Linked DNA regions of Homo sapiens: region 2 is linked to region 1. A link is an interaction called in ENCODE POLR2A ChIA-PET data of the cell type or tissue named here. Cell type or tissue: PC-9. All regions are shown on one strand. Each heading gives the region's core, and the rest is flanking DNA. Links, peaks and the distances in the headings are about the cores only. Region 1 has its middle 14 kb from the start of PIK3C2A. Region 2 overlaps PLEKHA7 (pleckstrin homology domain containing A7).

Evidence for each region. ChIA-PET counts read pairs that join two places held together with the same protein. Peaks named below come from ENCODE experiments on the same cell type or tissue, not always from the same donor. Only the 100,000 strongest peaks of a DNase experiment are listed, where the experiment ranks them.
Region 2: POLR2A ChIA-PET joins it to region 1 with 5 read pairs; 3 of 35 experiments call an interaction of 5 or more read pairs at or near these places.

The regions. Positions count from the first base shown.
Region 1 is chr11:17,213,430-17,230,125 of GRCh38, forward strand. It overlaps the pseudogene RPS2P40. Among named protein-coding and RNA genes, the nearest start is that of PIK3C2A, 14 kb to the left of the region's middle. In PC-9, for the core only: no CTCF peak of the experiment used is centred there; no DNase peak of the experiment used is centred there.
Region 2 is chr11:16,910,215-16,926,910 of GRCh38, forward strand. The region is part of intron 3 of PLEKHA7 (pleckstrin homology domain containing A7); the gene reads right to left. SNORD147 (small nucleolar RNA, C/D box 147) reads right to left here and starts at 15,808; the gene lies at 15,724-15,808. RefSeq lists an enhancer at 14,452-15,063. In PC-9, for the core only: no CTCF peak of the experiment used is centred there; DNase peaks (open chromatin) are centred at 7,957 and 8,547; H3K4me3 peaks cover 800 bases; H3K27ac peaks cover 4,285 bases.

The DNA of each region.
Region 1 (16,696 bases), core at 3,777-11,776:
ACTCTGCCACCCAGGCTGGAGTGCAGTGGCACGATCTCGGCTCCCTGCAACCTCCGTCTCCTGGGTTCAAGCGATTCTCCTACCTCAGCCTCCCGAGTAGCTGGGACTACATGCGCGCCACCATGCCCAGCTAATTTTTATATTTTTAGTAGAGTTGAGGTCTAACCATGTTGGCTAGGCTGGTCTCAAATTCCTGACCTTAAATGATCCGCCCACCTTGGCCTCCCAAAGTGCTGGGATTACCTGTGTGAGCCACTGCGCCTGGCCTAAGATTGGTTCTTTCGGAGCACCCAACTTCTGAGGGTTGCCAGGGAAATAATTTGTTCCAGGTCTCTCTCCTTGACATGTAGATGGTCATTGTCTCCTGTCTTCATATTGTCTTCCCTCCTTAAATGTCTCTATCCAAATTTCTGCTTCTTTAAGGAGACCAGTCATATTGGATTAGGGCCCCCACTAATGATGTCATTTTATCTTAATTACTTTGTAAAGACCCTGCCTCTAAATGAGGTCACATTCTGAGATATTAAGGGTTAGAAATTAATCATATGAGTTTGGGGGGAGGGTACACAATTCCACCCATATGTTCCATGAAAGGGCTATATATGCAAAGCAACCTGCAGACACAAAAGGAACCAAGAAACCAAAGAATAAGGAAGACAAATCTGGTTTGTTGGTATAGAGTATTTTATTAGGGAGCTTACGGACAAAAGTATGGTCTTCGGTGGCCACAAGACAGGTAGTTCTTCACACCACAAACCCCCTGATCCAGGGCTTATATTTTGAATCATACATGCTCTGGGAGAAATGTGTAGATGGTTATGGACCTCACAGCCTGTGATTTATGCAATGACATCAGGGGTGGTTTTGAAGGAAAGACAAAACTTACAGTGAATAGGTGTTTCTACATAAAGAGTAATAACTAGACATCTTGGAGGTATTCCTGGACTGGGGGTTAGTCAGGAGTCACATGGCAGATTAGCATCTAAAATACAGTCACTCTTGTCCCCACACCATAAAAATCATGTGATGGGAAAAGAGTGAAAACAACTAAATGCTCATCAATAGGGAATGGGTAAATAGGTTATGGTATATCATAAAATGGAATACTATGCAGCTGTTAAAAAGATGTACTGATAAGAATATTTTCCATTGTGGAATAATCTCCAATATATTTTATTAAGGGAAAAGGGCAAGTTGCCAAGTAATCTATGGCATGCCAGTATTTATGTTAAAAAATGGAATGTGTTGTAATAGCATAGGATATCTCTGGAAATATACACAAATATACACAAGAAACTGGTAATAGTGGCTACATACGTAAAGAGGAACTGGGAGCCTGAGGGTCAGCAATAGGAGGGAGCCTTTTTACTATATACTCCTGTTGTACAGGTTGACTTTGTTACCATGGGCATGTATTACTTTCAAATTAAAAAAGAAAGAAGTAGGTGCAGCAAACCACCATGGCAAATGTATACCTGTGTAACAAACCTGCACGTTCTGCATATGTATCCCAGAACTTAAAGTAAAATAAAAAAAGAAGCATAAGGGAGCTTGGTAATTTTGGTATGAAGTATATTTAGTCTGAACAAAACTGAAGTTTATGTCTATGTTTTTAAAGTTGATGTTGGCTGGGCGCCAGTGGCTCACGCCTGTAATCACAGCACTTTGGGGGGCCGAGGCGGATCACAAGGTCAGGAGTTCGAGATCAGCCTGACCAACATGGTGAAACCCCGTCTCTACTAAAAATACAAAAATTAGCTGGGTGTGGTGGTGCACGCCTGTAGTCCCAGCTACTCAGGAGGCTGAGGCAGGAGAATCGCTTGAACCCGGGAGGTGGAGGTTGCAGTGAGCCGAGATCGCACCATTGCATTCCAGCCTGGGTGACAGAGGAGACTACGTCTCAAAAAAAAAAAAAAAAATTTTTTTTTTTAAGGGAGCCAAAAGGTACATACAGATTTTTCAACTGTGTAGGGGTCAGTTCTCCTAATGCCCTCATTGTTCAAGGATGAAGTGTACTAAAAGTAAACAAATGCCAACCTTGAAATTCTGTACACAGTGAAAATATCACTTAAAATAAATCTTAAAAAAAAAGTTGATGTCTATGTTTTCTCTTCTCGAAGCTTCCCCACCCAGTCTCTCTCCCTTTGACCCTTACACACATAACTTCCCTCTCTCCCTTAATCTTACACCTTCTCCAGCTTCTGCCTTCTTCCCTGCTTCCTATTATAATGAAACTCAGAAGAACTACCTGTACTTGCTGACCCTACCTTCTTACTCTTTTGGGATTTTATATCCTCTGTATACTGAAATGTTTCATCAAGTTGCTAATGACCCACATTTTGCCCAAGTCCGGTCAAGTCTCTGTCCCCATCTTTCCAGACCACTCAGCAGTGTTTCACTGTAGTGACCATTCCTTCCTGGAAGCACTTTGTTCTGTAGGCTTTTATGACATCAGATCCCCCTAGTTTTCCTTCTACCTCCCTGCGTACCACTTAGTCTCTTATCAGTTCCTTCCCTTCTATCAGACCTCTAAAGGTAGGAGAGCTCTAAGACTTCATCTTCAGCTTTTTTTTTTTTTTGAGATGGAGCCTCGCTCCCATCGCGCAGGCTGGAGTGCAGTGGCGTGATCTCGGCTCACTGCAACCTCCACCTCCTGGGTTCAAGCGATTCTCCTTCCTCAGCCTCCCGAGCAGCTGGGATTACAGGTGTGCGCCGCTACACCTGGCTAATTTTTGTATTTTTAGTAGAGACAGAGTTTCGCCGTGTTGGCCAGGGTGGTTTTGATCTCCTGACCTCAGGTGATCCACCCGCCTTGGCCTCCCAAAGTGCTAGGATTAGAGGCATGAGCCACTGCACCCAGCCTCTTTTTTTTTCTTTGATTTTATGGTTCAACTAGGTGAGTTCAAGATCCATGGTTTTAAGTACCATTCCTAGGTCAATCATTCTGAAATTTATATCTCCAGCCCCTGACTAGTCCTCTGTAGAACTCTAGATTTGTGTAACTGTCTACCTCATTTGGATGTTTGATAAGCAACTCAAAATGAGCACAAATTGAGAACTCTCAATTTATCACCCTATATCTGTTCCCCACTTTCCCATCCCCTCATCATCCCCAATATTTACCCGCCTAAATAATTGGCACCATCAGCCCAGTTACATAGGCCAGGTCAGGAGTCATCCTTGATTCCTCTCATTCTCCCATATCCCAGTCAATAGTTCCTACTGGCTCTATCTCCAAAATACATCCTAAAGCCAAACCTGACCCTTCTTGCCATCTCACTCCTGTAATCCTAGTCTAAGCCACCATCTAACTGGTCTTCCTGCATCCAGTCTTAACCCCTTAAGTTTGTACCCCATGCAATTCTTGGCATGATTTGAAATGGTAAATCACTGAGTGGGTGGCTCATGCCTGCAACTCCAACACTTTGGGAGGCAGAGGCAGGATGATCACTTGAGGCCAGGAGTTTGAAACCAGCTTCGGCAACATAACAAGACCCCATCTCTACAAAAAATAAAATAATTATCCAGGTGTGGTGGTGCATGCCTGTAGTCCCAGCTACTCAGAAGGGTGAGGCAGAAGGATCACTTGAGCCCAGGAGTTCGAACCGGCAGTGAGCGATGATCGCACCACTGCACTCCAGCTGGGCGACAAGAAGGAGACTCTGTCTCTAATGTAATAAATAAAATGAAATGATAAATCAGCTGTAAATCACAGCTGCCAAGAAGGCTGAGATGGGAGGATTACCTGAGCCCAAGTTTGAGACTAGCCTGGGCAACATAGTGACTCTCATCTCTAAAAAAAAATTTTTTTAAATAGCTGGGCATGGTGATGCGCTCCCATATTCCCAGCTACACAGAAGGCTGAGGAAGGAGGATTCATTGCACTCATGTGTTTGAGGCTGCAGTGAGCTATGATTGGACCACTGCACTCCAGCCTGGGCAACAAAGGGAAACCATGTCTCTTAAAAAAAAGAATAATAATAAAAGGTAAATCAGATCACCTCACCAACTGGTTGAACTCACTAGTAGCTTTCCATTGCACTTAGAATAAACCTTCCCTTTGCTTCCAAAGCCTTACAAACCTGATCCAGTTTACCTCTCCTGTATCGCTCTGCCCCTTGACCACTGTTCCAGCAACAGCAGCCTTCTTTCATTCCTAAACAGCCAAGAATATGCAAGCTCACTCCTGCTCTAATGACTTTGCACTAGCTATTCCCTTGCCTGAAATGCTGTCCCTTTGAGTGTGACTGGCTCCTTTTTGTCCTTCATATCTCTGGTTAAATGTTACCTCCTGAGAATTTCACTGACCACCCAGTCTAAAATACTCACCTCGTCCCTATATATATAGCGTGACTTTATTTTAATGCTCTGTGAAGCACTGACTACCTCCTGATACTTTTCTTATTTATTTATTTTAGGTATTTATTTTCCCACACTAGAATGTAAGCTCAATGACAGCAGGGACTTTGTCTTGTTCACCATTAATTCCTTTGCATCTAGAGCAGTGCTTGGCTCAGAGAGCCTAATAATTGTTAAGTGAATGAATGAAATTACTTCCATTTATATTTAATACCTTTTCCCCTTCAGTTAAAACAACATAGCCAAGACTTTCCTCTTGTATAGAAATTCACATGATTTTTTTTTTTTTTTTGAGACAGAATCTCACTCTGTCACCTAGGCTGGAGTGTAGTGATATGATCACATCTCACTGCAGCCTCAACTTCCTGGGCTCAAGCAATCCTCCCATCTCAGCCTCTTGAGTAGCTGGGACTACGGGTGCACTCCACCACACTGGGCTAATTAAAATAATTTTTTTAGAGACAAGGTCTCACCATATTGCCCAGGTTGGTCTCGAACCTCTGGGCTCAAGCAATCCTCCCCGCTTGGCCTCCCAAAGTGTTGGGATTGGAGGCATGAGCCACTGCACCTGGCCTGAGCATGAATTATGAAAGACTAATATTATTTCAGTGGAAGCCCTGCCTTGTAAACCAGTGGTGAGGAGCATTTGTATTGCACTGAATAATTTTTTAAATTCAGTTGTGAGTTACTATATAAAACCTAAAATTAAGTTAGAAAAATTTCAAAGAACTATCAACTGTTTCTTTGATATGCCTTTAAAAAGGATGGCCATTTTGTGCATCATTAAAGTATGATGTGTAGGCTGTGACTCACAAGAGGAATAGCCAACCTACTCTTTTCTCTCCTCCTCTTCCCCTCCCCAGAATATCATAAAGAAACAGGTGATAGGTACTTGGAAGAGTAGCTAACATTTGCTGAGAGCTTGCTATGTGCTAGATATTTTATTTTATTTTATATTTTATGTTATGTTACTTTATTTTATTTTTATTTTATTTTGAGACAAGGTCTCACTCTGTTCCCCAGGCTAAAGTGCAGTGGCATGATCACAGCTCACTGCAGGCTTGACCTCCCCAGGCTCAAGTGATCCTCCCACCTCAGCCTCCCAAGTATCTGTGACTACAGGTATGCACCAGCACACCCAGCTAATATTTGTATTTTTTGTAGAGACAGAGTTTTGCCATGTTGCCCAGGCTGGTCCTGAACTCCTGGGCTCAAGTGATCCGCCCACCTCAGCCTCCCAAAGTGCTGGGATTATAGGCATGAGCCACTGTGCCCAACCAACATTTAATAAATTAACTCATTTAACCTTCAGAACAACCTTATGAGAGACAATTCTAATTCCCACTTAACAGATATGAGGTACAGAGAGGTTAAGTAACTTGCCTGGGTCACATGGTTAATGAGTGGTAGAGCTGGGCAGGCTGACTCCAATGTCTGAGCTTTTAATCATCTTACCATGCTGCCTTGGGGAATGCATGTCAGTGGGTCTGAATGTTTGTCGCCACTTTAGTCCTTTGGGACTACAAAGGAGAGTAAATAAGGAAAAATACATGGGGGTTTGGAGCTAAGTGTCAAATCCAATCAAGTCCAAATTCCAGAGGTTTTCCTTTTTTATGCCATGGACCGTTTTGGTAGTCAGGGAGTCTATAGACCCCCTACTCAGAATAATGTTTTTACATACAAAGCTAAAATAGAATTGGAAACCTATTATAGTGAAATACAGTTCTCAAAATATTAAATCACCATGTGGGATATAATATACATGCTTTTTGTTGATATATTAAAAAGATCTAATGGCAGTCTAATGACTACCATAATTTCATAGCAGTATGAACACAAATGATATTTCAAGATAGTTTTAACTGCAATAATGTGACATAGAAATATCTGGGATGTGGTCGGGCACAGTGGCTCACACCTGTAATCCCAGCACTTTGGGAGACCGAGGCAGGCAGATCACTTGAGGTCATGAGTTCGAGACCAGCCTAGCCAACATGGTGAAACCCTGTCTCTACCAAAAATATAAAAAATTAGCCAGGTGTGGTGGTGCATGCCTGTAATCCCAGCTACTTGGGAGGCTGAGGCAGGAGAATCGCTTGAACCCAGGACGGGGAGGTTGCAGTGAGCTGAGATCATACCACTGCACTCCAGCCTGGGCCACAGAGCGAGACTCCATTTAAAAAAAAGAAAAATATCTGGGATATCTGTTAGTGACAAAGTCACAGATACAGCTAGTACTGCTATGACTTGTGGCCTACATTAGTAAGGGAAGGAATTGCTAAGTTTCTATTTGAGATTAGTGAAAATAAAGACATGATATTTTTTCCTTCCCATTCAAGTTCATAGGCCTCTTGAATTCCATCCATGGATTTCTTTGGGGAAGGGAGTTTTGGTGGAGACAGATCTATATACCCCCAGGTTATTATTCCCTGCCACCGAGCCTGGGAGCAGTTTCTGGATATACGGTAGTGACCCGGTGTATGGACAAGAAGTAGATGCAGGGAATTGACCAGGAATTACTGGGAAGAGGGATTCAGTGGTGTGAACTGGTCACCCCTTCCCATAAGCCTGATGATTGAAAAAGGACAATGAGTGACCAGGCGTGGTGGCTCACGCCTGTAATCCCAGCACTTTGGGAGGCCAAGGCGGGTGGATCACCTGAGGTCAGGAGTTTGAGACCAGCCTGACTAACATGGTAAAACCCTGCCTCTACTAAAAATACAAAATTAGCCTGGCTTGGTGGCACATGCCTGTAATCCAGCTACTTAGGAGTCTGAGGCAGGAGAATGCAGTGTGATAGCCCAAAAAGAAGGCAGAGGTTGCAGTGAGCTGAGATCGCGCCCCCGCACTCCAGCCTGGCCAACAAGAGAGAAACTCTGTCTCAAAAAAAAAAAAAAAAAAGGACAATGAGAAAATAAATGAAGTAAAATTTGTTTCTGTGATATCTGAGATAATCTTTTAGATGTGTTTCTAACATTTCCCCAAATGAAGTAAATTATTACACAAAATTACGAAGTTAAAGCAAATTTGGAAAAAAAAAAAACAGTTACAAGTGGACAGAAGTCTATTTTGGCATTCTGAGTGTCTGCAGCTTTGGGACAAATGAGAGGCAGGATCCCTGGGCAGGATCAGCACACTCATGGTAGCAAGCGCTCCTCATTCTGCCCCCAGTTCTGCCCCCACAGCTTCAAACATGGTGGGCTGACAACAATATGGAGGTCGGAGAAGAAGAACAATTTCAGAGCATGTCTGAGACAACCCAAGGTGCTGAAAAATGTACTGAAGCTCTACAGTGATGGAGGCATGGATCAGCACTATGCAGATAGAAACATAAATGTGACATCATTTGTAATTGCAGTCTGAATGAGTTAGAAAAAAATTAGGATATTCTTACGTGGAAGCTAAATCTTAATACCACTAGGAAGATTTGTAATAATAACAATGATAGTTAACGTGAATGGAATGGTTACTATTTGTCAGGCACTGTTAGAAGTACAGTACTTTACATGCATTAACATATTTAATTCCTAGAGCAAACTTACGAAGTAAGTGCTGTTAATATCTTCATTTTACAAGCAAGGAAACCGAAGTGCAGAGAGGTAGAAGTAAATTATTTTTTTAAAAATGACACTTATTTGGGCCTACATGTCACCCAGCAGCCAGGGGAAAAAAAAAAGACATTTATTCTAAAACAGAGTAGAAGTATATTCTTTTTTTCTTTTTTAAAATACTTTTTTTGTACAGAGCAGTTGAAATGTAAGAAGTATATTCTTTTGTTTTGTTTTTTGAGACAGAGTCTCAGTCTGTCACCTAAGCTGGAGTACAGTGGTGCAATCTCAACTCACTGCAACCTCTGCCTCCCGGGTTCAAGCAATTCTCCCTGCCTCAGCCTCCCCAGTAGCTGGGATTACAGGTGCCCACCAGCACGCCCGGCCAATTTTTTTATTTTTTAGTAGAGGCAAGGTTTTGCCATGTTGGCCAGGCTGGTCTCGAACTCCTGACCTCAGGTGATCCACCTACCTCAGCCTCCCTAAGTACTGGGATTACAGGCATGAGCCACTGCACCTGTCCTAGAAGTATAATTCTTGACTGTATTAGTTAAATGCTATATTGACTTTATGCTAGCTGCTGTAAAAATAAGCTTTGAAACCTCAATGGCTTAACACAATCGGAGTGTATTTCTCTCCGCATAAGCCCAATATGAGGTTGGGTGTTGAGAAACTCAGAATGATGAAAGTCTGCTGTCTTCACTATATCAGCATCACTCTGAGGTTTCTTGCACCTTCATTTGAAGGTGAAATGCATCAAATTCCACTGGTCAGAACTACTTGCCCATGACTAACTAAAAGGGAAGCTGGGAAATGTAGCTGAACTGTGGTCCAACAGGGGAAAAAAATGGTTTGGTAACCAGCTAGCCAGTATTTGTCATGCCAGCAGATCAGACAACTTTATTGGTTCAAGCAGAGAGCTTCCCTTTTTTTTTTCAAAAGGTGCTCCTTAACAAACTGAAACAACTTTTAAATGAGCTTAGTTCATGGTCTTTTGTTAAGAAGAAGTCCTTTATTTTTATGTTGTAGATATGATATTATTACCACCCAGTCCTTCTGTATAATTATTGTCAGAAAGCATGGCTTGAGAACAACTCTTTTTATATTCAAATACTGTTTTTGGTAACTGTTCTCCAGTATTTTGATTTACTGTCAAAAAATTTATATAGCATACAAATAATGCACTTATCTGGTAAGTAAATTTCTTAGCTAATTTATTAAGATATTCTCTTGACTTCTGGGAGCTAGAATGATCTTGACTACATTTATGTGGAAGAACTTTGGGGCCTGAGACATCACTTGTCCATGTGTTTAAGTGAGTCCAGATCTATTTCTGAAGAAAGTCTTGTCTTTGCACATGTACCTTCTTAGGCCTATTTCCAAATGGCAGTGGGATGGCCTTCTTTTTGGGCTATCGCACTGTTAGATGCCTCATTGCTCTGAAAGAATGTCAGTCCTACCTTCAGCCCCATTGAGTGCTAAATCAACTATTACTCAGCAGCAAAATCATTTCCATTCTAGTTTCTTACCAGAAAAATAACTTCAAACTTTCTCTGCACTTTATTTATCAAAAGCTCAAGTGAAAAAAAATAATACTCATTGGGGATTACTTGAAGGATAAGTAATCTATCCACTTCTCTAAACAATCTAAATGTTATCCCTTATTTATGACTATTAGAATAAGCTATGTAGCTGGATTGCCCCTGTCTCTTGTAGAATTGCTTGTGCTGAATTGCATTTTGGTTTTACACACCAAAGCTGGTTGTAAGAGATGGCCCTAGGAATCTTGCTGTTGTAGTTATTGTAAGGATGTTGTTGAGGACTTTGACCACTATGTTATAGAGTGACTCATAATTAGGGAAAATTTCTCTCGGATCTTATTACCAGGAAGCTATGTTTCTCTTAAGAGCTACTTCATTTTGGCTGGGCACAGTGGCTCACGCCTATAATCCCAGCACTTTGGGAGGCCAAGGCGGACAGAGCATGAGGTCAGGAGATCGAGACCATCCTGGCTAACACGGTAAAACCCCGTCTCTACTAAAAATACAAAAAATTAGCCGGGCGTGGTGGCGGGCACCTGTAGTCCCAGCTACTCGGGAGGCTGAGGCAGGAGAATGGCGTGAACACGGGAGGCAGAGCTTGCAGTGAGCCGAGATCGTGCCACTGCACTCCAGCCTGGGCGACAGAGCAAGACTCTGTCTCAAAAAAAAAAAAAAAAATGAGCTCTTTTATTTTTATCAAAGGGAAAGTAAATTTCATCATTGTTCAGATTTCCCTATGGCTTTGTCCCTGGAAGCTCAGAATCAAATTTACGGCCCAGGTCTAGCTATTGTCTAGAACTATATAATATGCACTTTTGTGTGTCATCATAACAGTTGGTTTTAGCTTATTTTCCTTCTCCTGCTTGCCTTTACTTCTTTCCTCCACACCAATTACTTAACCCATTATTTCATGTTACATTTCTATAAATTGCTTCAAAGACTTTAGAAACATAGGAATTATATGTTTGAGCATGTACTTACATGTATATGCTTAAAGTAATGCTCAAATATTTCGAATAACAAAAGATGTTGAAATACATGTTCCCTTAAACACTATTATTGCATATTTTTCATTAAAAGTTTTGCATTGGAATTCATGTTTCTTTTCTTTTTTTTTTTTTCTTTTTGAGACAGAGCCTTGCTCTGTTGCCAGGCTCGAGTGCAGTGGCACAATCTCGGCTCACTGCAACCTCCACCTCCCAGGTTCAAGCGATTCTCCTGCCTCAGTCTCCCAAGTAGCTGGGACTACAGGTGTGTGCCACCACACCCAGCTAATTTTTTTTCAGCTAATTTTTTTTTTTTTTTTTGAAATGGAGTCTCACTCTGTTGCCCAGGCTGGAGTGCAGTGGCACAATCTCGGCTCACTGCAACCTCTGCCTCCCAGGTTCAAGCAATTCTCCTGCCTCAGCCTCCTGAGTAGCTGAGATTACAGGTGTGCACTACCATGCCTGGCTAATTTTTGTATTTTTGGTAGAGACGGGGTTTTGCCATGTTGGTCAGGCTGCTCTCCAATTCCTGACCTCATGATCCACCCACCTCAGCCTCCCAAAGTGTTGGGATTACAGGGATTACAGGTGTGAGCCACCGTGCCTGGCTTTTTTTTTTTTTTGGGAGACGGAGTTTTGCTCTTGTTGCCCAGGCTGGAGTGCAATGGTGTAATCTCGGCTCACTGCAACCTCCACCTCCCGGGTTCAAGTGATTCTCCTGCCTCAACCTCCCGAGTAGCTGGGATTACAGGCACGCGCCACCATGCCTGGCTAATTTTGTATTTTTATTAGAGATGGGGTTTCTCCATGTTGGTTAGGCTGGTCCCGAACTCCCGACCTCAGGTGATTTGCCCGCCTCGGCCTCCCAAAGTGCTGGGATTACAGGCATGAGCCACTGCACCCAGCCTTGTTTCTTTCTTTATACTCCACTGCTTCTCTCCTCCAACCCATGCTGCAGACTGCTCCCACCCTTGCTTTTTCTTAAGCTATTCCCTGTTCCTTCCTCTCCTCATTGCCAAATCTTCCTCCAAGGGCCTCAGCCCTAGCTGCTCTGTCAGAATGGAATGTTCTTTCCTGACAGACTTCTTATCAGTTCCTTGCCAACTACACAGAGAGACTTCCTGACCCTCATCCTCTCTAAAGCTGACTCTTGTCCCCTGCTCGCCCTACCTCATATATAAACAGCACCTTGCTTACTTTCTTCGCTATATTCTGTCATCATTTTCTTATTAATTCCCTTGGTGGTTATATGTCTACTCAACTAGAGGGTGAACTCCGTGAGGGTAAGTACCATGTTGTTTGCTTTTTTGTTGTTGTTAAGAGACAGGGTCTCACTGTGCGGCTCAGGCTGGTCTTTTTTTTTTTTTTTTTTCCCAAGACGGAGTCTTGCTCTGTTGCCCAGGCTGGAGTGCAGTGGCATGACCTCAGCTCACTGCACGCTCCACCTCCCAGGTTCAAGTGATTCTCCTGCTTCAGCCTCATGAGTAGCTGGACTACAGGCACCTGCCACCATGCCCAGCTAATTTTTATATTTTTAGTAGAGAAGGAGTTTCACCATGTTGGCCAGGCTCGTCTCAAACTCCTGACCTCGTGATCCACCTGCCTCAGCCTCCCAAAGTGCTGGGATTACAGGTGTGACCCACCATGCCCAGCCTCAGGCTGGTCTTTATCTCCGGCCTCAACCATCCTCTTGCCTTAGCCTCTTGAGTAGCTGGGATTAAGGCATGAGCCACTGTTCCCAGCAATCCAGGTCTTCAGATGCATGAATAAATTGTTGAGCCTATGAACTGCAGAAAACCTCTTCTAACTCTTCTGTACTCTCAGGAATATTCCCTTTTCAAAACTCCTGAATTTACTCCTATCTTGTCCGAACCTAGTCACTCGGCACGTTTAAAGCCCTCAATACCTCTTTGTTTCGTGTTTCAGGATGGATTTCCCCAATTACTTTGTAAGTTTTAAATTATTTGGCTAATAGATTATTAGAGGAACACTGAAGGTACAGGCAGTGGAATCTGGATATCAGCAGGGGATTTAAATAGTCTCATATTCATGAGGGTGCGCGAACCTTTATGCTAACTCAGAACTCCAGAGTTAGTATAAAGATTATTGTAAGCAGAACACATTTGAGATTCAATAGAATCATAAAGAATCCTTCTCGGAGCTTCCCTTATGTGACTAAAAGCAGCAACTTCTGAGAAATGAGGTATCATGAATTCTCCCTCCAGGGAAGTTTTACGGCCTTGAAGAAGGCAGAAAGACCACTCATAGTTATGTGGCCAAATATTATCACAAACTTTGGCTCTCATTTGTTCTCTTAAAAACTCACTTGTGGCTGGGTGTGGTGGCTCACACCTGTAATCCCAGCACTTTGGGAACCCGGGGCGGGCGGATCACAAGTTCAGGAGTTCGAGACCAGCCTGACCAACATGGTGAAACCCAGTATCTACTAAAAATACAAAAATTAGCCAGGCATGGTGGCATGTGCCTGTAATCCCAGCTACTCAGGAGGCTGAGGCAGGAGAATCGCTTAAACCCGGGAGGCGGAGCTTGCAGTGAGTTGAGATCGCACCACTGTACTCCAGCCTGGGCGACAGAGCAAGACTCTGTCTCAAAAAAAACCCCACTTGTATTTCCTTTAAAAACCTATTTGTCCTTCCCATGGGACTCTTTTCTTCCTCCTCCTTCCCCTACTGTTAGATATAGCCACAAATTCTTTTTTTTTTTTCTTTTTGAGACGGAGTCTTGCTCTGTCACCCAGGCTGGAATGCAGTGGTGTGATCTCGGCTCACTTCAACTTCCACCTCCTGGGTTGAAGCAATTCTCCCACCTCAGCCTCCCGAGTAGCTGGGACTATAGGCGTGCACCACCACGCCTGACAAATTTTTGTATTTTTAGTAGAGGGGTTTCACCACGTTGGCCAGACTGCTCTCGAACTCCTGACCTCAAGTGATCCACTCATTTCGGCCTCCCAAAGTTCTGGGATTACAGGCATGTGCCACTGTGCCCAGCCATAAGCCACAAATTCTAGCCACCTTTTTGAGTTACTCATCACTGAGCGTTCCCACACATATGTGCATTGCATGCGTGAACTCTTATTAATTTGTCTTTTGTCAGTTTAATTTGCAGGCCTCCAGTAATTGAATAGAGGAGGGTAGAAGAGGCCAGCTGCGGTGGCTCATGCCTGTAATTCCAGCACTTTGGGAGGCCAAAGTGGGCTGATCACTTCAGGCCAGGAGTTCAAGACCAGCCTGGGCAACATGGCGAAACCTCATCTCTACTAAAAATACAAAAATTAGCTGAGCGTGGTGGTGCATGCCTGGAGTCCCAGCTACTCAGGAGGCTGAGGCAGGAGAATCACTGGCACCCGGGAAGCAGAGGTTGCAGTAAGCCTAGATCGCACCACTGCACTCCAGCCTGGGCGACAGAGCAAGACTCTGTCTTAAAAAAAAATGAAGAAGAAGAAAAGGGTAGAAGAAAAGGGCAATGATAGAAGGACAAGAAGGGGAGGTAGAAAGGGAACTTACATTTTTTGAGAACCACTTAGATTAGGCAAAACACGTCATAGGAAGATATATTTCACCTCCTTTTTTTTTTCTTTTTGTTGTTGTTGTTGTTGAGATAGGGTCTCACTCTGTCACCCAGGCTGGAGTATAGCGGCACGATCACAGCTCAGTCTCCCAAAGTGCTAGAATTACAGGCATGAGCCACTATACCTGGCATCCCCTCCCTTTTTTTTTTTTTTTTTTCAGATGGAGTCTTGCTCTGTCACCCAGGCTGGAGTGCAGTGACACAATCTCAGCTCACTGCAAGCTCCGCCTCCTGGGTTCACGCCATTCTCCTGGCTCAGCCTCCCAAGTAGCTGGGACTACAGGCGCTGGCCACCACACCTGGTTAATTTTTTATGTTTTTAGTACAGACGGGGTTTCTCCATGTTGGTCAGGCTGGTCTCGAACTCCTGACCTCAGGTGATCTGCCCGCCCCGGCCTCCCAGAGTTCTGGGATTACGGGCGTGAGCCACTGCACCCGGCCAGTCACCTCCCTTTTTTAAACAATGGGAGCAAGCAAAGGGTAGAGTGAGTTTCCTTGAGACATCATTAACTCAACAAAATGTTTTGAGTGTGTTTCATGTGCCAGGTATCCTAAGAACTAGGGATGGAGCATGAATAAGACTTTGTTCCTGTTCTCATGGTATTGACAATTTAGCAGAGGCCAGGAGGAATCCATCTGAAAAAAAAGTTCCGTCAGGCCTGGATCAGAGATTCTAGCCCTGAACAGAAGCCGCACTCAGTAGAGTAAGTGAACATTTACAGAGGACTTACTATATGTTAGACACCATGCTAATCACTGTATACAGCATCCATGTTCCCTTAAAAACCCCAGATCCGCCTCTTCTCTGAGAAAACACCAAATGGCGTGACGCCGGTGCAGTTGGGGGGCCCGGAGGCCCTGGTGGCCCTGGGATGGGGAACCGCGGTGGCTTCCGCGGAGGTTTCGGCAGTGGCATCCGGGGCCAGGGTAGCGGCCGTGGACTGGGCCTGGGCCAGGGCCGCAGAGCTCGCGGAGGCAAGGCCGAGGATAAGGAGTGGATGCCCGTCACCAAGCTGGGCCGCTTTGTCAAAGACGTGAAGATCAAGTCCCTGGAGGAGATCTATCTCTTCTCCCTGCCCATTAAGGAATCAGAGATCATTGACTTTTTCCTGGCGGCTTCTCTCAAGGATGAGATTTTGAAGATTATGCCAGTGCAGAAGCAGACCCGTGCCGGCCAGCGCACCAGGTTCAAGGCGTTTGTTGCTGTCGGGGACTACAATGGCCACGTCGGTCTGGGTGTTAAGTGCTCCAAAGTGGTGGCCACCGCCATCCGTGGGGCCATCATCCTGGCCAAGCTCTCTATTGTCCCCGTGCGCAGAGGCTACTGGGGGAACAAGATCAGCAAGCCCCACACCGTCCCTTGCAAGGTGACAGGCCGCTGCGGCTCTGTGCTGGTGCGCCTCATCCCTGCACCCAGGGGCACTGGCATCGTCTCCGCACCTGTGCCCAAGGAGCTGCTCATGATGGCTGGTATCGATGACTGCTACACCTCAGACCGGGGCTGCACTGCCACCCTGGGCAACTTCACCAAGGCCACCTTTGATGCAATTTCTAAGACCTACAGCTACCTGACCCCTGACCTCTGGAAGGAGACTGTATTTACCAAGTCTACCTATCAGGAATTCACTGACCACCTCGTCAAGACCCACACCAGAGTCTCCGTGCAGTGGACCCAGGCTCTAGCTGTGGCTACAACATAGGGTTTTTATACAAGAAAAATAAAGTGAATTAAGCGTGAAAAAAAAAATTACACCCAGATCCATGGCTGGGCATGGTGGCTCACACCTGTAATCCCAGCACTTTGGGAGGCCGAGGCAGGTGGATCACCTGAGGTCAGGAGTTTGAGACCGGCCTGGCCAACATGGTGAAACCCAGTCTCTACTAAAAAAATACAAAAATTAGCCAGGCGTGGTGGTGCATGCTTGTAATCCCAGCTACTTGGGAGGCTGAGGCGGGAAGATCGCTTGAACCTGGGAGGTGGAGGTTGCAGTGAGCCAAGATCGTGCCGCTGCACTCCAGCCTGGGTGACAGAGCAAGACTCTGTCTCAAAAACAACACAAAACAAAAAACCCACAGATCCTGAGGGGGGAAACATGGCAGTTCTTGGCCTCCTCCGGGGCCCTGAGTATTGCTATACACACAGGAGACATTCAGTACCCAAGTGATTATTGATATAATTCAAGAGATTCAATGGTAATGAATCACCAGAGCAAGACGGTGTCTCACTCTCTTGCCCAGGCTGGAGTGCAGTGACCAGATCATAGCTCACTGCAGCCTTAACTCCTGGGCTCAAGGGATCTTCTTGCCTCAGCTTCCTGAGTAGCTGGGACCATAGGCAGTTGCCACCACACACAGCTATTTTTTAAAAACTTTTTTTGTAGAGATGGGGGTCTCTTCATCTTGCCCAGGCTGGTCTCAAACTCCTGGGCTCAAGCAATCCTCCTACCACAGCCTCCCAAGTAGCTAGGACTCATGTGTACAGCTAATTTTTTTTTTCTTTGAGGCAGGGTTTCACTCCTGTCTCCCAGGCTGGAGTGCAGTGATGCCATCTCTGCTCACTGCAACCTCTGCCTCCCCGGTTCAGGAAATCCTCCTGCCTTAGCCTCCCGAGTAGCCGAGACTACAGACGCACACCACCACATCTGGTGAATTTTCATATTTTGTAAAGACAGGG
Region 2 (16,696 bases), core at 4,682-12,681, 300 kb before region 1:
TTCTCATTCACAACAAACATTTCTTTCTATCATAATCAGATAAGGAAAGGAGTTCCAGAAAATTAAGCGACTTGCCCAAGATCACACACCTAGAAAGCCCAGGGTGGCAGGCAAATTGCAGATTGGAGTCCAAAGTCAGTGATCTTTCCAAGCTTATTTATGCCTTCCCTCTGTAAGCCAAAGCAAAGATGAGGAGAGAGCTTATATTCAGTGTGACTTCATTTATGTTTGTAATCCAGCTTATTAGCGAAGCTGGGAAGAAGCCAGCTCTGCAAATTTTACAAGTCCCCAAACATAAAAATAAATGTCATGGGATACCACTAGGGAACATCCCTGGAACACGGCTTCCCCCACTAAAGCAACTGGGACAACTGGGTTGCAACTGGGACAATTTTGCCCCCCAGGGGACATTTGATAATGCCTGGAGAGATTTTTGGTTGTCACAACTGGGAAGCACTACTGGCATCCAGGGGGTAAAATCCAGGGATGCTGCTGAACAGCCTGCAATATACAGGACAGCCCCCCACAACAAAGAATAATCTGGCCCAAAATCAACAAGGGCATTCTCCATCTAAGCAAACTAGAGGAGCAGAAAGATGGACTACACTTTGCAAAGAACAAAGCTCCATACAAATATGAAGTGGAGATAACATTCTGGACTTGGCTTTGAGTTCTTCCAGGCTTGGCTCCAGCTGTAATCTACTGTGTGATCCTGGGCAAGTCACTTAACCACTCTGTCACATTTCCCGACTGTAAAGCAAGAGTGATGTGACATTTTTTAACTGAGTGATTCTGAAACATTCCTATATCTGATGACTTGGCATCCTGGCTAAAATGCAAATTCCTCGGTTTTATTCCCAGGGATTGTGCATTTTTAACAAGCACCCAAGAGGAATCTGTTATAGGTGATTAGCAAATTGCAGTTTGAAACAGCACGAGGAAATCAAAATGTGTGTATCTTTTTTCTAAGCAGGATTTGCCAGTTTGGGGAATGGCATCATCAGCACCCCAGGTGTTAACCCGCAGGCCTCCTCACCTGTGGGAAAACTACAGGGGTTCTCTCAAGGGAGCTTCAACTTCTCTAAGGCTGACAGGGCCAGGGAGCAGGCCAGCCATGAGACAGAAGCTAAGGGGCAGCTGCAACCACAAAAACAGCCCTTCAACCTGGGAGGCTACTCTTGGAACAAAGCTCCAACCACAAACACCCCAGAGGGCATCGGAGAAGGGGTAAGACTCAGGACATCAAGTCGTGTGCATTAGCCAAAAAGGAGTGCAATCTTTCTCAGTCACAAAAAGGAACCCACGGCCAAATCCAAACACACACAGCCAAGGTGCTTATTCACTCATGGCAGTAGTCTTGTCCCTTATTGACTCCTCTGTAAAGAGGTCTCTACAACATTCAAGAGGAAACTGGCAGAAGTGAGGTCTCGGGGATAACAGAGAGCCATGCAGGGTTGAACACTCACTGCAGGCACCCACCTCTTTGACCTGTCTTCTAGACCCAAACTGAAAAGCCATCCTCAATTCACTCAGAGCTCTTTCCCCACGCTCTCCCACCTGCTCCAAAAGCTTGAGAAAAAAGTTAATCCAGTCTCTGTGCTGATGAATCAAATAGAGACACACTCATATCCTGCTTCTTCCTTTTTATCTTTAACCTAAACCAAAGCATCCTCATCCCGTCCACGGCACCTGCTTAATTACCAAGCAGAGCGACACAGCCAGAGCACACCCTGGTAACAGAAATGGGCACAAGATACATCTCTGGAGGCTTCCCATCAAGCCAATCCCTCACATGAAAGCCCTGATGCAATGCTCTCATTTGGCACTTTACCCTTTCTGCTTCCAAAAAGGATGTGGAGTAACCTACTGCTGCAGATGTCACAGGCTTCTACTATGTATCTTCCCATAAAGGGAAACTGCTGATAGGGTATGGCAGACACACCTTACTCCTTATTCAGTGGAATGTTTCTAAAATGATGCCAGAGCCCCAGTCCAGACCAAATAAATCAGAATCTCTGGCACTAGGTCCCAGACATATTTTTTAAAAGCTCCCCAAGGCATTCTAATGTGCAGCCAGGGGTGGCACTCACTGGGCTAAGGCCTTGCAGTGGGGACTTTGGCCTCCAACTTCAACCCACTAAGCTAAAAGTACAGTGACATTCAGCACCAAAGAGAATTTGGTATAACTATAAAGGGAGACAGAAAAAGCTTCCCCTCTTCAAAAGGATGAATAATACTCTGACATGGATATTTTAAATGGGAGCTGAAGAGCAGAGAACTAGCTTCTTTACTGAGTGCCCAAAACCACTGGGTTTTGCCTCTTAAATGCTGACTTCATTTCAATCAAGACCTACACTGTACGAGACACGGAAGGAGGGAATAGCAAAGTGTAAAACAAGGCATCTCATCTTACGTGTGTAGAACTTCCAAGGACAAGCTGGGAGCATCAAGCAGTTAACATTAAGGCAGGATCTCCAGGTGCTGTGATAGAGGGGAGGGCAGGGAGCTGGAGGTCAGTCAGCCCAGACTGGGTCCCCGGGAGGCTTCAGGCTCCATCTCCTCTGGGCTTCTAGCCATGCTCAGATATTCTCACAGGTGCTGCAAGGACTCAATTCCCAGACTCTTTCCTGTGTGACTCGCTCCACCCTGCTGGCCAATTGCCAGCCAGCTCTAAAATGCCTAAGTGAGGGGACACAAGGGGCCTCTTGCTGCCCATGAAGTTGCAGCTATATTCATTTCTCTTCCAAATTAACATCCTACTGCTCCATAATAAAGCTGTCAGCTCTCAACAATGGACCCACGCTAAGAAAGGTGGCCAAGGCTGTTCTGGTAGAGGGCACAGCTGCTTTATGCCAAGGGTGGGAGGCCCAGGGTGGGACCTTTCCCTCCCACAATGACAGCCGGATTTCCTATTACCAGAATGTTCTCAAACGCCCCTCCTTGCCTGGCCATCTTCCTTCACTGTACATTTACCGCTTGGCCAATGCAATTGGGGCTGAAATGCAATTAGTCCCTGCTCCAGCCACATTTTTTTTTCCCCCAAAGAATGAATCTGATAGACCCACAGCATCCAGAGGAGAGTGCCACTCTGAATGCTAATTGCCCCCACAAGTTCTGCAGAGGGCGCGGGAGATGCTGGCCCGCACAGCATGGGCACTCTAGGATTCAGAAACCCTACCTGGTGTTATCAGCAGCAACTCGATGCAAGGACTGCCCTCCCAGTCTCGACAGCAGTAGCCAGAGACCCTCAAATTTCCTCCAGGGTAACATAAGGCTGGCAGCTGGCGTCGCAGTGGTCACGGGAGAGAGGTGAACAAGGCTGCCTGCAGACAGTGCGCAGCTTTGCTCTGTTCCACTCCACTGAGGGGAAGCGACAGCAGGTGAGGATTTAAAATGCAGCAGATGAGATTTAGGTTAGATTCACAGATGAACTTCCTGACAGAGAGAGAAGCACTGGAAAGGCTGACCCAGTACTTAAATTTCACTGGCAAACCACAAGAGGCTGATTGTACTGTCCGCCAGGAAGCAAGTGAGCAGCAAGGAGGCAGCCTTCTGTGCACAATGGTCAGAAGCAGGGACCTCACCCAAGCTGGCCTGCAGCCGCCTCACCACACCATAACTTTTTTGCTTTTTAATATAAGGTAAATAGAAGAGTCCACCAAAATACACTTTTAAATGTGCTTATTCTTTGATCTAGGAATCCCAGTTCCAGGAATTTAAGAAAATCGTTCTTTAAAAAGTGAAATATTTTTATGTATTTTAGGAGAAAAGTAGAAGCAATCTAAATGCCTAACTATGGAACAGGGAATGATTAAGAATATTATGGCATGTGTGCACCACAGACTGTTATGTACCAAATAAAAATGTTCTTAAGGAATATGTAATGATCTGGGAAATACACATGATATCGTAAGTGCATAAAGCATATTTAAAAAAAAAGCTTATGTGCATTTGAAAAAAGAAGAAAGGGAAATTTACCAAAACGTTAGCAGTAATCACCCCTGGACTTAGAAGTAGACATTTTTTTCTTTCTTGATACTTTCCCAATATTCTAAAATAAGCACATTATTTGAATAATTAGAAAACATCGACATTTAAAGTGGGAAAAAAAAATCAGTCTCATCTGTGACGTACCTCAGCGCCATAAATCTATTTCATCGGCACAGCCATTATTCCCAGAAAGCAAACCGGTGACACTCAATCTCGTACTTGGCAAGACAAACATTCTCGCTTCCAAAATGGCCCTGCGTACCCACTGCAGCCACCAGAAAAACACTGATCAGCATCTCCTTCCAGGAAGCACAGGGTCTTCCCCCTCAATAATTCATGGGGGTCTCATTCTATGGCCAGACCTTCCTTCACATCCAACTACAATGTGCCTAAGTGAGTCTGAAAGGCAAGGGAGAAATGTGGAATCCTGCAAAGAATTGGGACTTATTGGATTAACCCCGGGAAATACTAAAGTGATCTAGAGTTCACCACTATTTATCAATGTCCACTGCATACCAGGAAAGGGACAGGATGCTTTCACATGCTCTGCAACATGGGAATCATTAGCCCTGTTTTACATATGAGAAAATGGAGGTTACGGAACTCCAGCCAACTTGCCTCAAATCACACAGATGGTTAAGTGGCAGGGCTGGGACTAAATGCTTGTCACTTGACCCCAAGACAAGAAAGGTTTTTCTCCTCAGCAGCCTCCAGCATTCATGTCTTTGGAGAAAACATGATGCAGGCCACACCTCTCTCTCCTAGACTTATACCCCACTCCCAGTGCCCTGAGACAGGCCACTCTGCTGTTTCTTGCCCACTTTCTATCTCCACCACTACCCACAGATGCAAATATAATAGCCCCATGTGGACACCTCAATGATCCCCTGTGGCCGAATTCCCCAACCCACCTCAATGACCCTTAAGGGGATGGGGTTCACTATCAAGGCCCTCTCCAGAGGTGTCTGAGACACGTTGCCTTCAGGCAACATTGCCCTGAACTCACAACATCTCTGAGGCAGGCTGGCCTCTTATCTCCTTTTACAGACAGGAAAACAGATTGGTAAGTAGGTTGACCTGCTCTAAGTCTAATAAGAAGCAGACCTAGGACTAGAACTCAGGTCCTCTCATATCTGGCCAAGTGGACTTTTTTATTTTTAATTTATTATTATTATACTTTAAGTTTTAGGGTACATGTGCACGATGTGCAGGTTTGTTACATATGTATACATGTGCCATGCTGGTGCGCTGCACCCACTAACTCGTCATCTAGCATTAGGCATATCTCCCAATGCTATCCCTCCCCCCTCCCCCCACCCCACAACAGTCCCCAGAGTGTGATGTTCCCCTTCCTGTGTCCATGTGCTCTCATTGTTCAATTCCCACCTATGAGTGAGAATATGCAGTGTTTGGTTTTTTGTTCTTGCGATAGTTTACTGAGAATGATGATTTCCAATTTCATCCATGTCCCTACAAAGGACATGAACTCATCATTTTTTATGGCTGCATAATATTCCATGGTATATATGTGCCACATTTTCTTAATCCAGTCTATCATTGTTGGACATTTGGGTTGGTTCCAAGTCTTTGCTATTGTGAATAATGCCGCAATAAACATACGTGTGCATGTGTCTTTATAGCAGCATGATTTATAGTCCTTTGGGTATATACCCATTAATGGGATGGCTGGGTCAAATGGTATTTCTAGTTCTAGATCCCTGAGGAATCGCCACACTGACTTCCACAATGGTTGAACTAGTTTACAGTCCCACCAACAGTGTAAAAGTGTTCCTATTTCTCCACATCCTCTCCAGCACCTGTTGTTTCCTGACTTTTTAATGATTGCCATTCTAACTGGTGTGAGATGGTATCTCATTGTGGTTTTGATTTGCATTTCTCTGATGGCCAGTGATGGTGAGCATTGTTTCATGTGTTTTTTGGCTGCATAAAGGTCTTCTTTTGAGAAGTGTCTGTTCATGTCCTTCGCCCACTTGTTAATGGGGTTGTTTGTTTTTTCTTGTAAATTTGAGTTCATTGTAGATTCTGGATATTAGCCCTTTGTCAGATGAGTAGGTTGCGAAAATTTTCTCCCATTTTGTAGGTTGCCTGTTCACTCTGATGGTAGTTTCTTTGGCTGTGCAGAAGCGCCAAGTGGACTTTCTACCGCAGAAAACCATGCTCAGAACATGGGCTCTGACACCTAAAGACCTGGATTCGAATCTCAGCCCCACTACTTACAAGCTGTGTGCTGTTGGGCCTGATTAACTTAAGTCTCATTTCCCTCAATCATAGGATGAGGAAAACAGTCCCTACCTCAGGCAATTGTTTTGAAGATTAGATCGGACAATGTGTAAAAAAGCCACGGCAGTGCCTGGAACAATCAACTCTATTATCACACAACCCTGAAGAGGAAACAGGACTTTTCAACCTATCTCCCCAATTATGCAAGGCCCAAAAGGCTTAAGTCTGAAAACAGCCACAGAGACTGCACCAATTTAGATGGAACCAGCTTTCTCCCTTGCAAGGACTGCCAGTAAGCTCCACCTAGTTTTCTGATCTGACTGAGATGACATTGATGCTCTTTTTTTCCCACCATAAAGGCTCTTCCCTGCCCACCTTCCTCCAACTTATCCTCAGTGGCACCCCTGAGGTCAGGCTGGATTAGGTCCCACAGAATCCTGGATTAATAGCCCTATTCGGACACTACCACTATTATCAAAAGTGGCTTTTGAGGCCGGGCACGGTGGCTCACACCTGTAATCCCAACCCTTTGGGAGGCCGAGGCGGGTGGATCAATTGAGGTCAGGAGTTCAAAACAAACCTGGCCAACACAGTGAAACCCTGTCTCTACAAAAAATACAAAAATTAGCCGGGCTTGGTGGCAGGTACCTGTAACCCCAGCTACTTGGGAGGCTGAGTCAGGAGAATCACTTGAATCCAGGAGGTGGAATTTGCAGTGAGCCAAATTCACGCCACTGCCCTCCAGCCTGGGTGACACAGCAAGACCCTGTCTCAAAAAAATAAAAAATAAAAAATTGGCCGTTGACTTGCCTGTCTTCCCCACTAGAATGAGAGCTGCTTGAAGGCAGAGATATGCTGTATTCACTGTTCATCTTCTGTGTCTATCTATATTAGCTTCCTATTGCTGCTATAACAAATTATCATAAATTTAGGTACTTATAACAACACAAATTTATCATCCTAAGGTTTCGGAGGTCAGATATCCAAAATCAGTCTTATTGGACTGAAATCAAAGAGTCAGCAGAGCCGTGCTCCTCAGGAGGCCCTAGGGCAGAATCCATTCCTTGCCTCTTCCAGCTTCTAGAGGCTGCCCACATTCCTTGGCTCAAGGGCACAATGCTCCAACCTCTACTACCCTCCTCATATTTCCTTCCCTTACTCTGATCTTATAAGGACCCTTCTGATTACATGGGCCCACCCAGATAATCCAGAATGATCTTCCCATCCCAAAGTCCTTCCCTTCATCATATCCGAAAGTCCCTTTTCCCATATAAGGTAACATATTCACAGGTTCTGGGTATTAGCACATGGACATCTTTTGGAGGAGCCCATCATCTGGCCCACTCCACTATCATAGCACTTACCACATGGCAGATGCACAGTGACTGTTTGCCTTGTGCAAGAGGCCATGCTCCATGTAGTCCTAAAGCACTAAGAAGTTGAACCTTCTTGGTTGGTTTAGGAGGGACCCAAAGCTTGGATCCCATTGTTCTAGACAAAATGTCCCACAAGGGGCCCTGAAAGTCATTCTTCTCTCTATAACCTACAGCTCCAGGTTTCTTCAGCTAACGTGGAAGCAGCCCACATCTCACCTCCACAGCTCCACTCTAGGTAAATGCCTACTAGTTGATTCTCTGAACTCTGAAAGTATGGATAGATGACTCAATCTCAAGAGTCATTCACAATCTACATCTTCCTGGGGCTCACAATTCACATGGCGTCATCACAACACGGACAGAAGCAGGATAAGGGTTCTGTCACTGAATAGCATGAGTCAGATTTGATAAATACTGCACATTCTTTAAAATTCTATCAAAATCAAGCCTTAAATTAGCAGGCTACAGCAACAACCTAGCAACCCAACCACGTTCATTTCCACTTGAGCCTGGTACCTTCAAATCCCAACAGGAGTCAGACCTAGGAGGAGAAAGGTCCTAGGCTCACTCACCTTGTGGAAGGCAGCAGGTGGCTATAAGGGGCAACTGAAGCAGCCCAAGCTGGGATCTGAACCTTCACTCTCCAACCTATCCTCTGTAACCTTGAGCTTGTTAATCAACTTCTCTGAGCTTTCTCAATATATACACATCAGTACAATGAGCCCGTTGATACTGACCAGCTGGTAAAATGCCCAGCAAGTAGTAGGTTTTCACTAAGGGTTGGCTCCCTTCTACTTGCCCCTGAAATAATAAAGCTGGCCAGGCAGGTGAATCCATTAGGAGGAAGTGTAAACTGGTGTAAATGCACTGTTTCCCTAACATTAACCACACATTGCTCACACCGCCTCTGTAATTTCTGCCACATCTTGTCCAACCTGTACTTCCACTTTTTTCCTTTAAATAGACCACAAGGACTCTAGCTATATCCTAAGCATAACAGCTGCCAAATGATGACTTTGATGTTCTAGTTATATTTTTCTTCAAACACACATGAAAAACATTACATACTCACATAAAAAAAAAACTATTAAGAAATATTCACCCCTAGGCCCAGCACGGTGGCTCATGCCTATAATGCCAGCACTTTGGGAGGCCAAGGTGGGTGGATCACCTGAGGTCAGGAGTTTGAGACCAGCCTTGCCAAGATGATGAAACCCCATCTCTACTAAAAAATACAAAAAAATTAGCTGGGCTTGGTGGCAGATGCCTGTAATTCCAGCTACCTGGGAGGCTGAGGCAGGAGAATCGCTTGTACCTGGGAGGCGGAGGTTGCAGTGAGCTGAGATCACGCCATTGCACTCCAGCCTGGGTGACAAGAGTGAAACTCTGTCTCAAAAGAAAGAAAAGAAAAGAAAGATTCACCCCTGTATTACCCCATATCATTGCACACTTTGGGAAACTCTGGTGAAAAGAAAACTTGGGTTCTGGTCCTCACTTAACTAAAAACTATTCTGTATGCCCAGGTCACTTCTCTTCTCTGAGACTCAGTTTTCTCCAGTAAGAAAATAAAAAGAACCAGATGCAGTGGCTGGTGCCTGTAATCCCAGCTTCTCAGGAGACAGGCAGGAGGATCACTTGAGGCCAGGAGTTCTAGACCAGCCTGGGCAACATAGTGAGATCTCACCTCTAAAAAAAGAAAAACACTTAGCCAAGCATGGTAGCTCACACCTGTAGTCCTATCTTCTTGGGGGGCTGAGTCAGGAGCCCAGGAGTTGGATGCTGCAGTGAGCTATGATCACACCACTGCACTCCAGTCTGGGTAACAGAGCAAGACCTCATCTCTTAAAATTAAAAATTTGAGAAAAAAAGAAAGTAAAAAGGATAGTCTAGATAACCTTTCCATTCCCCTCCAGTTCCAATACTCAGATTTATTATCAAATGACCCAAATAAACAAAAGATTCTAAGCAGGGAAAAAAAAGACAACAAATATTACTCAATATAATTAGAATCAGAGAGAGAGAAAGGATGAGAGAGGGAATGACAAAGAGATATGTACCATCTCTTCCTTCTTCACAAAGGACTTTGACTTTGAGCTTCCCTTCTCTGGGATTTGTGATACCAGCCGTTTTTCATAACAGAGGACACTTACTTTTGTAATGGGACAACCTGGATTTGGATCACAGCTTGGGTGGCTGCTAGTTTTATCACCTTAGGCAAACTAACCTCTGAGTTTCTACAATTATAAAATGGGCAATGCCTCCTTCACAAGGTTGATGGGGGATTAAATGTGAGTAACTTGTATAAAGCACATGGAAAGGGCTGGCTATCAGAAATGTTTGTTATTACTACTCTACCTGTACTAATTGGTTGAGTACACATCTGCCTCTCCCACTTAATTGTAAATTCCGAAGAGAGGAATGGCTTGCTCATCTCTTTCCCCTACAGTGCCTAGCACAGTGCTTTACATAAAATAAAGAGCTTCACCTGAATTTGTAGAGAATCAAAGCTTACAGAAAGAATGCCTGTTCCAAGGGAGGAAATTAGATATGCCCAGAGATGTATAAATAACAAGCAAATAGCAAATCTCCCCTGACAAAAACAAATGTCCCCATTTCTAAACAAACAAAACAAAGAGAAAAGGTTTTTCAAAATCCATCAAAATATGGACAGTGGTTGTCTTTGGTGCTTGGTCCTTAATTTCCTCCATCTTCTTTGTAGTATAATATTCTAAATTTCCCACAAAGTGTACATAATAGGAAAAATTATTTAAATTATTGTCAGGACAAATAAGACCACTTGCCTCTGAGTCCGAAAAGTCAGGGACCTGGAGTCCAGTCTCTGCCATTACATATCTGACTACCTGACTTCAGACGTGTCACTCCAAGTTCCAGTAAAGTGACAGGAACTATGCCCACTCTGACGACACCAGCAGGCTGCTACAGGAGCAGAGTGCACAGCTCCATGCCGTGGAAACTCTTTCTTTGCTAACCAGAGCCCTAGAATCTCTTAAGCACACCTAGAGCCTCACCCGTGGTATCTCACTTTTTATTCCAAACCAGACCTGTATTGCTTTATTGGTGTCACACCTGCATAAATGTTGTTCATGTAATAAAAAGAGAAAATAACCCACAAAGTGACAGCCTTTTTGTAATCTTATAAACATGCTACAAAAGTAATGAGAATGAATTCGGGGCTGTAATCATAACTCCGTTAATGAGCAATGCCTGTGTCTGAAACACCACCAGCTGGGAGCCCTTATTTTCGCAGGGCGTTTTTTTGTTGTTGTTGTTCCTTTTACATTTTTTTTCTAACACATTGAGAACTTCAGACCTCTGTTCACTGGCAGATCATCTGGAACAGAGCAAAACAGCTTACCAGATGCGTCAGAAAGAAAGATGGGACCTTGAAAACTCTGAGCCTAACAGTCATCTCTAGACCAAACATTTCCCCTGCCTAAACTCAAATCAAACTAGCAACCTCTTTCTTAAAAGGAACTACTAGCTAGGGTGAGTGCAAAAAGGGTTACAATCCCATGCAAGTGATGCTTAAAAGTCACAGACAAGAAGGCACTGTGTCCATCAGCCCCACAGACCCTATGGATGAGGGGGCAGAGAGGGGCACAAAAATAGCAAACTTATTTTACAAATTTATGTTCAGACTTAGCCTGGGATATTAGAATAGGTCAGTGGAAGAAAGGCAGCATGCAAACATATTTGTAGGAACTTTAGTTTATTCCTACTTTGGGAGATAGGTCTTCAGATGCATGACTTCCAGTAAGGAGTCAGCTATCCAACAATAACAATTACAATCCCTAACAGCTCAACTTCTTCATTAATGAAATGTGGACAATAATTAAGTTGCATCATAACTTGCTGTGAGAATTCAATGAGATAATATATGAACATACTGAGATCACTGTCTGGTATCTAGTTAGCTATCAATAATATGCAATGCTGCATTACAGTTGAGCATACGTTGTCCTGTTTGAGCATAAGAACAACTGTGTGAGGCAGGTTTTATTATTCTCAAAGGACACTGGCTCAAAGAGATAAAAGGACTCGTCTAGAGTCACGCAGCTAAAATGTGACAGGTATCCAGTTGCTCTTAGGACTAATATTCCCTAATCCTGGCTGGACCAGAGAAGGCTGCTTCAGCAGGAGTTTGAGCAGGTGACCTTTCCAGTTCAGCTATGCTGTATGCCTGCGTCAGAGATTCAGGGTTCTCCAAGGCCTCTTTGAATATCTGGAGGCTGGAAACAGGTTTGATATGGAAGTCAGATGAAACCCTTCTAGGACAGTTGTCTCATCTGAACCTAGGAGCCCAGGTATGGCCTCTGGTAGCAGCACAAAATACATTCTTATTTTCTACATTTAAAAAACAAAACAAAAAAACCTCTCAGCTAATGATCCAAGGACTCTCTAGCTGCCTTAATTAATGAAAAATAATAGCTATCAATTGGTAAGTACTGCATTAAATCCTTTACAATCATCTCATACAATTCTCACAATTGTCCTGAGGATGGGGGAGTGGCCTTGTCCCTACTTAACAAATAGGCAAAGAAACTGAGACTCAGAGAAGCTGAAGGACACAAAGCTAGTAAGTAGCAGAGACTGAATTTGAGCCCAAGCCTCCAAAGAAATTGCCACACTGCTTCAATTAACCCCTCATTCTCTCTCCCCTCATTCCTGGGTACTCACAGGGTATAGGCCTGGAACACTGGCTTCTTTTCCCTTCACCAGATATAGTACAAACCCTAGGTTGGAACTTTGTGCTTTTGCAAACCAAGACTGCAAGTGCTGCCAGGGTCTTTAGTCTATTTCTCCTCCCGATCTTGCCTGAGTCAGAACAAACCATCAGAGCACCCTTCTCTTAGCCTAGGGAGCTTCTCCTGCCACCCATCCCAGGTAAAGGCTCCCTGCCACAGCTGCTACTGAGGAACTCAGTAACCACCATCAACCAAGTACCTCTTTTAAGAGGGAAGAGAGAAGACAAGCTAAGGAGCTGGTGCAGAGGAGAGACAGGCTGCCCCTTTCCCCTGAGAGCAAGGGGAGTCAGGCCCCAGGACAGAGGCCTCCACTGATGTTGGACTCACCATAGCCTGCTCCATCCAGTGCAGACATTAGGAGCAAGACACATGGGGAATTTCCAAGCTAGCCCTACTCAGTCCTCTGACCTCACAATCCATAGTGACCATGACATCCTCACCCCACCATTCCACAGTCTGATACCTGCCTCACTTTCCCCCTAACCTATAACCTCTGATGCCCTCTCACTCTCAGTGCCCTAGGGACCCCGCTACCCACCTACTCTTTCCGGGAATCACTTTGGGTAGTAGCTGCCCCAGGCCATCTTGGCTGGGCCATTATCCACAAATATGCAGCCATGGCCAGCAGGCCAAAAGGTGAGACGTTAGACGGCTGGCTTGAGCAGACTTTTCATAATAGAAAAACCTTGTTCCTAATCAAGGCCATCTTCAAATCCTCAACTCACAGAGTACCAGCAGCTCAGGGCAGGGTTGGAGAAGGTGGCACTCTACAAGCAAGAGCCCTGTGTGTTAGGGGAGGGCTGCCATGGAGTGTACACACCGCAAACCCAGGTGGCAGGGCAGGTGGCACTGATTCCCCAACAAACCAGGGTTTCAGAGTCAACAGCCTCTTTAAAGTCAAGCCTTCCTTCACTCATTTTCTCCCTGGAAGGCTGGAGTGAGGTAGGGACTGGAGCAGCCCAGCCCATGGAGAGCAGAGCAGAGAGGCAGGCGAACTCAGCAAACCAAGTCACTGAGAAAGGGGATAGAAAATTGGGAGGAGGGGGAGGGAGCACAGCAGCCTGTCTGGAAGCACCTCTCTGATACACAGCCCACACCCAGTGCTAAAATCTGCCTTCCTGCGCTCCTTGCCTGCAGTAAGCCCACCCTATTCCCCACACTTCTTGCCTTTGCCCCTCCCCGCCTTACATAAACTCAGCCGCCTCTTGCACTCCCCAGAATGTCAACTTCCAAGACATGCTCATCTTCCTCATCGCACTTACTCTACAGTCCAGTCCTTCCACCCTTCCGTTAACAGGACTGAAAACTCTATCCTAAGCCAGCACATAGCTTCCCAGGTCTCTAAGGCACAATGCTACCAGGAAGGCTGAGTTTCACAACTATTCTAAGGCCCTGGCTGGGGTAAAAAATCTCCTCAGGTCTGTCTCTAACCAACCCCCGTCCCTCCCACCTCCCCAGAGCCCAGCCTGGTCCACAGCCCTCCATTTAAGGCTGGGCCCTTCCACTCCCACTCATTAGGGCCCCACCCAGAAATACCCCAGCACACAAACAGGACACCTTGTACAACTATCAGTCTTAGACCCACCCTCTCTCTGATAAGGACAGGAGGGAAACTGAAACTGCCTGAGGGAGGAGCCTCACTCCACCTTCTCTATTTCCCACCTGGACCTTTCTGCTCCCCTCCTACTGAGGGGCCTGGGAGAGACAAGTCAGGTGACACCTGACAGACACCTCTTCCTCTGCCCACAGCCCCCAGGCCTGAAAATACACCCGAGGGCACTGGCGGAGCACGCAAGGAGGTTTTCAGGCACCATGGCTGGGACAGGGCAACATTTTTCTATTTTTCAGAATGTTTCAGACTCTACCTGCTGAGAGGACTCAGGTCTCCTACACCTGGTCTGGAAGCTGCCTTGAGGAAGGGGATGGGAGTGAGATGCATTTAGGAAGGCAAAGGAGGAGGGGTACAGACGGGTTCTAAAGTAGATTAAAAACTGAGGGATGCACCCTTTCTGCCCTCTGGGAGGAGATGGGGCTGTCCCACCGACAACGAAAGGGGAACCCTTCGGGGGCAGTGCTGGTGCCTTGGGGGAATGCCCTTATCCTTCTAGGGAAATAGACTGCAACACCTTGGGCTTAAACCTTGCCTTGCCAAAGCCAAAAAAGAAAGGGGGAGGCCTGCAACCCACCAATCTCATTTTCAGATTTCCTCTCTCCAGCTTAGACACATTAATAATTAACTTGCCTACCTAGGAGCTTGCCGGCGTTGCCATAAAAGATGAGTAATGGCACCGGAGTCCCAGCCCTATGCCCGCGGGCTTCAGGGCTCGGGGCTGGGACGGGCGCCTGGAACAAAGCCTCTGCATTCCTCCGGGAAGGTGTGTCTGAAACCAGAGCTGTCACAGGCGAGAAGCTGACCCCTTACCTCCTCCGTAGCCGGCTCCTGGCAAGTGTGGGTGTAGAGGAAGGGCAGGCGCCCCTGCACACTTGGCGGAACGCTTGGCGGGGTCGCCTTTGCCCACCTCCCGGTCCCCACCCTCTCCACTGCTGGCCAGTTGCTGTCCCCGCAGCCCGCACGCCTGCGGGGCCGTGGGGTCCCCAACCACAGCCGATTTTGGGAAGCGGCGCTCTCTGCTGCTGAGGTAATCCTGTTAACAAGAACGCAGTCTGTACTTGGAGACCCGATTTTTAAAAACAACAACGGCTCCCTTGGCGTCCTTCCCGAGGAGTAACCCAAAGCCGGGCGCCGGCTCAATGAATTCTCTTGCAGAAACTCCAGCGGCCAGCTACGGCTCCCTCGCTCATGGCTGGCCGGGGACTAGCCGGCTCCAGTCACGCCCGCGCCCAGACACAAAGCACCCCCAAAAGGAGCCCGTGCACCCTGCGCCCTGTCGGCTCGACAACCCGCAGACCCCCCGAAAGTTACAGCGCGCACACACACCTGCAGGCCCCCCTTGGTCGCTCCTGCCAGACCCCCAGCGTGGCGGGGCACGCGTCCCAGGGAGGACAGCTCCGCGGCTCCATGCGACTGCTTCGCGAGCCCGGGCGGGCCACCGGTCAGCGGCGCTGGGCTACGGAGCGCGCCGGGGCCTCAGCTCGCCCGCGGCGCATCGCGCGCCCTCCTCCTCCTCGCCGGGGCCTTTCCGAGGAGCCCACACCCACTTGACATCAGCACCGATCAAAGCACGTGGCGCAGCGCCAGACAGCGGACCCCAGCGGTCCAGAGCGCGCCCCAGGTGCTGCCGTTCGGCCAGGACGGCGCGTCCGAGCCCAGCACATTCCTTTCCTCGTAGAGGATGCTGCAAGTGGGAGGGGTAGAGAGGCTGAGGAGGGGGAGGGAAAAGGGCGGAGGGGCAGGACCTGCGGCCTCAGAACTGCGCTGTTCTGGCGTCTAGCCAGACACCAGCAGACCTGTCATCCGTTGCCGCAAGTGCCCATCGGCTGGGAAGACCAGGCTGCAGGAGACCCGGGTTGCTGTCGTCTCCCCTCCAAGAGTCCTGACCTTGAATGCTCTTCCCCACAATGATTCAAGGAGTCTTCTAACAATCCCTGGTAAATTGCGGGAACGGATTCTGACAAGCCAGGAATGAAGACTTGGTTGGATGTGACTGCGACCTCATCGCCCAGGAGGCCGCTATCAGGCACCCAGCGAAGGAGACCATACCCTCTGGCTTGTCTCTGCCCTCGCAACCTCAACTATGTCTCTTTTCTTTCTCTCTTTTCTCAATGCCCTTGGCAATAAGGGATCACTCTCCTGGTCCTGCAGGCAATCAGAACTACAGCACCTCTCAGCAGCCCACACACACTTCTAATTCATTCATTAGCACCCGTCCAAATATTCACACATGCAAACATTTAAGGGTTAGTATATGCCAGGAGCAACAGATAATCTTCCTACACTCACAGTGCTTCTACTCTAGTCAGGGAGACCTATATTAAATACAGAACAAGGTAATTACCATTGTTGCGAGGGGATTACAGAGGTGTTATAAGAATGCACCAGGGAGCCTTAAGTCTTGGCAGTCAAGAAAGGATCCCTGACGAAGTGATACTTGACAAAGCTGAGACGTTACCCAGTGAGTGGGAAAGTTCAGGCAAAACCACTGGGTATTAAAGTGTAAGCTTGCTTCCATTCACAGGTGGAGATGATTAGGCAGAAGTGGAAATGCCATGCTAGGCACATCTGGGCTTTTATCCAGGTGGGGCATAGGGTGGCTCCCAGGCCCTAGAAGAGAGCCTGGCTATCTGTCCAAAGAGGCCCTTATGTCTGTTTTCTCATCTCTCCCTGATCCATGGCTGTCCTACCTCTGCAAAAGAGCGCTGTAC